Linked DNA regions of Homo sapiens: region 1 is linked to region 2. The links are chromatin contacts, found by Hi-C in ENCODE. All regions are on one chromosome and are shown on one strand. The core of a region is the stretch at or near the end of the contact, and the rest is flanking DNA. Distances in the headings are between cores, read along the strand shown. Region 1 has its middle 97 kb from the start of GALNT5. Region 2 has its middle 4.4 kb from the start of TRG-GCC2-2.

What was found. Hi-C counts contacts between places; a loop is a spot of excess contacts on that map. Pooled maps may share reads with other maps.
Region 1: a pooled map shows a loop between it and region 2 (2.0-fold over the local background). The contact joins two enhancer-like sites. A Hi-C loop is called at or near these places in 2 of 37 single-sample maps with no recorded cell type and 4 of 50 pooled maps.

The regions. Positions count from the first base shown.
Region 1 is chr2:157,158,825-157,161,663 of GRCh38, forward strand. No RefSeq gene overlaps it. Among named protein-coding and RNA genes, the nearest start is that of GALNT5, 97 kb to the right of the region's middle. Within about 2 kb of position 1,477, at least 2 of the 41 ENCODE cell types and tissues checked have a DNase peak (open chromatin) inside an H3K27ac peak, as active enhancers do.
Region 2 is chr2:156,404,091-156,407,185 of GRCh38, forward strand. It overlaps a transcript of GPD2 not described here. Among named protein-coding and RNA genes, the nearest start is that of TRG-GCC2-2, 4.4 kb to the left of the region's middle. Within about 2 kb of position 1,606, at least 4 of the 41 ENCODE cell types and tissues checked have a DNase peak (open chromatin) inside an H3K27ac peak, as active enhancers do.

The DNA of each region.
Region 1 (2,839 bases), core at 227-2,726, 750 kb after region 2:
CCAAACTCTCAGACATATTCAGTTATAATTCTAATGGGACTACATAATGAAAATTTGTGACTGAACGTCAGAATTCAGGATAAAATTACGGATGAAAGTCATATTTATAGTTGTTATTTGAAAACTATACAAAAGAAGGGCAAAGAAGAAAGAGCAGGAAAGACATTAAGGGAAAAGGAGTGAAAAGAGATGAGAAAGTACATCAATCTGGTACATGTTATTTAAGGGACTGGAAGCAAACCAGAAACTAGAGAAAGGTATCAAAACATCAATGGCATGGAAGTGGCAATCAAATACTAGATGTAGTCTCTCAGAAATGCTGTTGAAAGGTTTTGTGCATTGGGAGAAAGGTTAAAGTATCTGACATCTGAGTTCTTTCTGATTTAGGGACTATGATCAATTATTGCAGCAAAATGTGAAGTGAATTTGATTGAATCTGACTTCAACACTGTATTTTATTATATATCTGTACTATTAACTAATGAATTCAGAAATGTAGCTTGTATAAGTAGGCACAGATATGAAAGCTTACTAGGACTACGAGTTCCTTTGGCACTGTTTTACATCATGGGAGTAGGGGCCACGTATAAAAACAATACACACATACACACATGTGTATCCTTATGTTCCCTTTAATTACTGTGTACATAGTTTGCTGCATTATAGTGGCCAGCATATATATACATATATAATCTTCATAGTTGATTTGTGACATTTTTCTCTGATGTGCTACAACCATTTGGAAATATGCTCTCTGAAGAATGAATATGTGAGTTTTTAGTGTGCATACAATTTTTCACTGCTTATGAAAGAATCAAGTGTATAAACTACGCATAATAAATGTAAATAATTGACAGACTCTGCCAGTATAATCTGAGTTTGTAAGCAACGAGACGTCAAAGGCCACTTGAACATTATTTCCTTATACAGCAACCAAAATATGAGGCACCATTATAAGTTAAGGCATTAACATAAGTAGAATGCAAAAAAGAAAATGAATTAAGCTCCCTCCTTACCCACAGCCTTAGTATATTTTATTTTAACTTTTCCCAAAGTTGTTTTTCCATGTGTCACTTCAACCTTTTCAGTATGTTCAGGCCAAATGTGTTCCTTCCCTGAGCTCCCAGTTGACCTTTAGATATCACATTATATAGTATGTAGTTTATACAACCTGAAGGAACCCCAATTCTCACCAAATTGTAGGTACACTTAAGGTCACATTATAAGAAGCAAACCTATTGCTTTGAAAGCACCTCTTACTTTCCCAACACAAAACCCCTGCTGCCTTCTCTTTACAGATCTTCTTACTCTCCTCTAGAATGTCCTTGGAAATGTCTATGGGGAAGATTCTCCAACAGGTGCTCCTACAATAGGTTGATTGTAAACCTGCTCAGACAGACAGCCTTTTTGTTTAACGTCTTTTCAGCAGCAGTCTCCCTTGTCACTCCACTCAATGTCATGGTCTTCCTGTTCTGCTTGGATCACTGCCCGTTACTGCCTAAGGGCAGTCCATCATGCCACCAAGATTCCTTGGGCTATTTCCTGCACCATCAATGCCATTGCATTCCAGGACGAGCCCTGCTTTCCCTCTGCCTCTCATCTCTAAGCCACCAAATAATATTTTTACTGCCTACTGGGTCTCCTGGGCTTCCTGCTCATCTGCAAATAGCAATGCACAATAGATATAAATGTGCTCAGCTCCTCTAGAAAAGCCCTGCAGTTCTTCATCCTAAGGATATTAATAGTAGCTACACTTACTGAAAACCAAATACATGTCTGAAACTTGTATAAGTGCTTTAGACATACAGTTGGCCCTCTGCCTCCATTCCGCATATACGGGTTTGGCCAACAGTAGGTTGAAAATACTTGAAAAAATATTTTAAACAGTAAAAAAGTATGATAATAAAAGGCAATACAAATTTAAAAACCAATATAGTATAATAACTACACAGCATTTACATTATATTAGGTATTATAAGTAATCTAGAGATTATTTAATGTATACAGGAGGATGTATTTAGGTTATATACAAATACTACGCCATTTTATATAAACAACTTGAGCACCTGTGGATTTTTGGTATCCAGGGAGGGAGGTCCTGAATATTTTGGTATCTGGGAACAATCTCCACCAGATACCAAGGAGTGACTCTACAGACTCATTTTAATCTTTATGAAAACTCTCTAATATAGGTGCTATTTTTCACATAGAAATAACTTACCAGAGGATACTCAGCTACTAAATGGCAGAGGCCCCATTTGAACCCAGGCAGTCTGGCTCTGAAGCTTGTACTCATAACCACTATACTACCCAGCAAGTGTTTGAACCATCAAGGTCTCCTAAGAGCCATATGTTCTTCTCCTCTAATTCCCAGGCTCTGCTGCTGACTCTGAAATTTCTGGCCAGCCATCAGTTTCCCTCTAAGGGATATTTTCTCTAGATATTTTCCTAGGTAGTTTCAGTCAAATCTCTACAATTTAATTATTCATCCTAATTCAAATAAATTGACATGAATGTCTTAATCTGTGATGAGATCAAAATTCAAGATCATTTTCAAGTAATTTCTAGCCACATAAAACTTAGGGGATACAATTAGATGTGAAAAAAAGGTTGCTTTACTCACAGATGGTGCCTATCCCAACTGGTTCTCTGGCTCAGCAGGAATCTTCTCCCACTTGTTGACTGCTATGACTCCCTAGATTGGCTACGAGACCTATGAGGTTTAACTTTATCTTCTCTGTTCTTATAGCAGTGTGTAGTATCCAGCAAGTATTCAGTACAATTTCAATGGATGAATTTAAATAAATTGATTAAATCTTTCAATTACAACAAGAGAGGA
Region 2 (3,095 bases), core at 356-2,855:
AGTGTAGTAACTCACACCAGTAATCCTAGCACTTTGAGAGGCCGAGACAGAAGGATCAACTGAGGCCAGGAGTTTGACACCAGCCTGGGCAACATAGTGAGACCTTGTCTCTACAAAAAATAAAAATTAAAAATTAAAAAAAAATTACCCAGGTGTGGTGGTACACACCTGTAGTTCCAGCTACTTGGGAGACTAAGGTTGGAGGGTTGCTTGAGCCTGGGAGTTTGAGGCTGGCTGCAGTGAGCTATACTGTGCCACTGCACTCCAGCCTTTGCAACAGAGCAAGACCATGTCTCTAAAAAACATACAACAACAACAAAATTAGCCTTTAAACTTAGTTTGAGCAGTATTTTGCTAGAATCTTAACACAAATTGAGAAACAGTTTTACCCCAAACATGGTAAACTTAGATAACTCATTACCCAGGATGTGATATAGACTAATAATATTAAAGTTTAAGAAAAGTTTAGGCCAAGTGTGGTGCCTCACCCCTATAATCCCAGCACTTTGGGAGGCCGAGGTGAGTGGATCACCTGGGGTCAGAAGTTCAAGACCAGCCTGGCCAATGTGTGAAACCCCGTCTCTATTAAAAATACCAAAAAAAAAAAAAAAAAAAAAAAAGCTGGGCATGGTGGTGCGGCTGTAATCCCACTATTCAGGAGGCTGAGGCAGGAGAATCCCTTGAACCCAGGAGGCAGAGATTGCGATGAGCCAAGATTGTGCCATTGCACTCCAGCCTAGGGAACAGAGTGAGACTCCGTCTCCAAAAAAAAAAAAAAGAAACATTTACATTTAGAGAAATTCGTCGATGATGATAACACTACAAGGAGACAACAAAAACCATGAGAAAATTTTTAGGACACATTCCCAGCTTGTTGGAATAAGGTAAACTCTGTTGCAAAGAAGGTTCGGAGCATTTGAAGGAATATTCAGGCAACAGTGTGACAGAGAAGTAGAAAGAGGAGAAACTAAAAATAGAGAAATCCATTCAAGAGGTAGTTAGAATAGGAGTAGAGAGGTGACGAGGTCCTGAACCAAGGCCACAGCTCTAGCATGAGGTGCATGGCAAGACAGAAGGAGGAAGAAAAATTACTCTAGGAATCTACCTTACGTGCTTGATAGACTTGGGGTGTAGTGTAGAAAAGTAAGGAAGAGAAAATACTGGAAGGAAAGGGGTGGTGTAAAGCGCTCATTTTTGGAAATTCTGACTTTGAAGTAAGTAGGAAGAGGTGCCTGCTAGGTGGTTAGATCAACCCCAGGAGAAATCAAGGCTACAGAAGTGGATTTGGAAGTCAATCACCTGATGGGTGAAATGCAAAAATGTGGAAATGGAGAATATCACACAGAGAAAAGAGTGCTGAGGACGCAGCCTTAGGGAATGACAAGAATTGAGGAGCCAAAGTTGGAGAAACAGGACAGTGGCATCTGTGGAGGCAGGCAGAGCCCCACTTCTTTTGCTAATTCTGAATAATAAAACATGACAAACACATATGTCACAGTGTTTCATAGATATACTGTGTAGTAATCCTGTTTCACATCGGGAATGCTGTAGTAGGCAGTGATTTCATTATCCACGTGATCAAGCTTGAAGAGATCAGAGGATGACCAACAGTGCCTTCTGGGTGGTGCACACTAACACTTCCCCTGGTCTGCTCTGTTCCCATGCTCAGATAAGAAGCTCCCATTGAAGCTGGTAGAGAGAAGGAAAGCACTTGAGCACTGTGAAGTGTTACACAATCTTCTCTTTTAGGCAAGCCTGGCCATTGTGACACCCAGTGCGACAGGCAGGGGTTGTAAGTTGCATCATAGCACCTTGGAGCACTTGCTCAAGGTACCAAGTTCCTAGCTGGTGTTAGCTCATCATAGAAAAGTGGCCAGGCTTATATCATCTGAAGAAAGTAAACAGTTCAGAAACAGAAATAGTTCATATAATACAAAGTCACCAAAGCAATGCCTTTTTTTTTTTTTTCACCTGTGAGTGATCGTATTGATTTAATACACACAGCTTATTTCTGTCCCAGGTTACAAACTAGCCCTAGGGAAACGGTGGAGCCAGTCATTTGGATTGCCCTTTACTGGCTGGGAATTAAATCATTACTTATTCCATTTTAGAATCACAAGTAGTACCCTAAGGCCTACTTTCCTAAGGATTAAAATCAAGGCATGGAAGTGAAGAATCCAGGTGTAATTCTCAGATGCATGCAGATGTTGAGAATGCAGCAATTTTTCCTGGAAAGCTGTCACTGCAAAATCATCCTGCTCACGATATGCTCATTCCTAGTTCTCAAGCATATCCAATTAGTCAACAAGCCTGATTTCTCCTTTTAAAATGGCACTGACTCTTATTCTCCCTCCTCATGCCAATCTCTCCTACACAGTGCAGACAATTATCAGCTCACTCCCTGGGCTACCCAGGAAACCTCAGATTTCCTCTGCCATCCTGCATGCTGCTACCAATTGCATTTTTTCCTTTCCCTCCCCTACTTCTCTCTCTCCCTCCTTTTCTTTCTTCCTTCCTTAATTTTGGAAAATTCAGTCATTTCTTTATTCCAAAATTGAATTAATTTTAAATCCATACAGAGTCCTCATGGTGGAGGAAATGTGAGTGGGAATTCTTTACCTTTCTCTTGACTCTCATCTCTGGGTGAAGCATTTATTCAACTACTTCAGAGCTGTGCCGCTTGGCAGAAATAGCTTTCACTTCCCTTCCTAAAGCTCTTTCTTCTTCTTCTTCCCAAGTTATTTGGGTCTTTTAAAATATATGTTTTTTTCATAAGAAACCCACATGTATGGTGCAAAATTCAAAAGGTATGAGAGAGTATTCATTGAAAAGTATGCCTAGCCTGGCACAGTGGCTCAGCCTGTAATCCCAGCACTTTGGGAGGCCAAGACGGGCAGATCACCTGAGGTCACGAGTTTGAGACCAGCCTTGCTAACATGGTGAAACCCCGTCTCTACTAAAAAATACAAAAATTAGCCAGGCATGGTGGCTCATGCCTGTAATCCCAGCTACTCGGAAGGCTGAGGCAGGAGAATCTCTTGAACCCAGGAGGTGGAGGTTGCAGTGAGCTGAGATCGCACCACTGCACTCCAGCC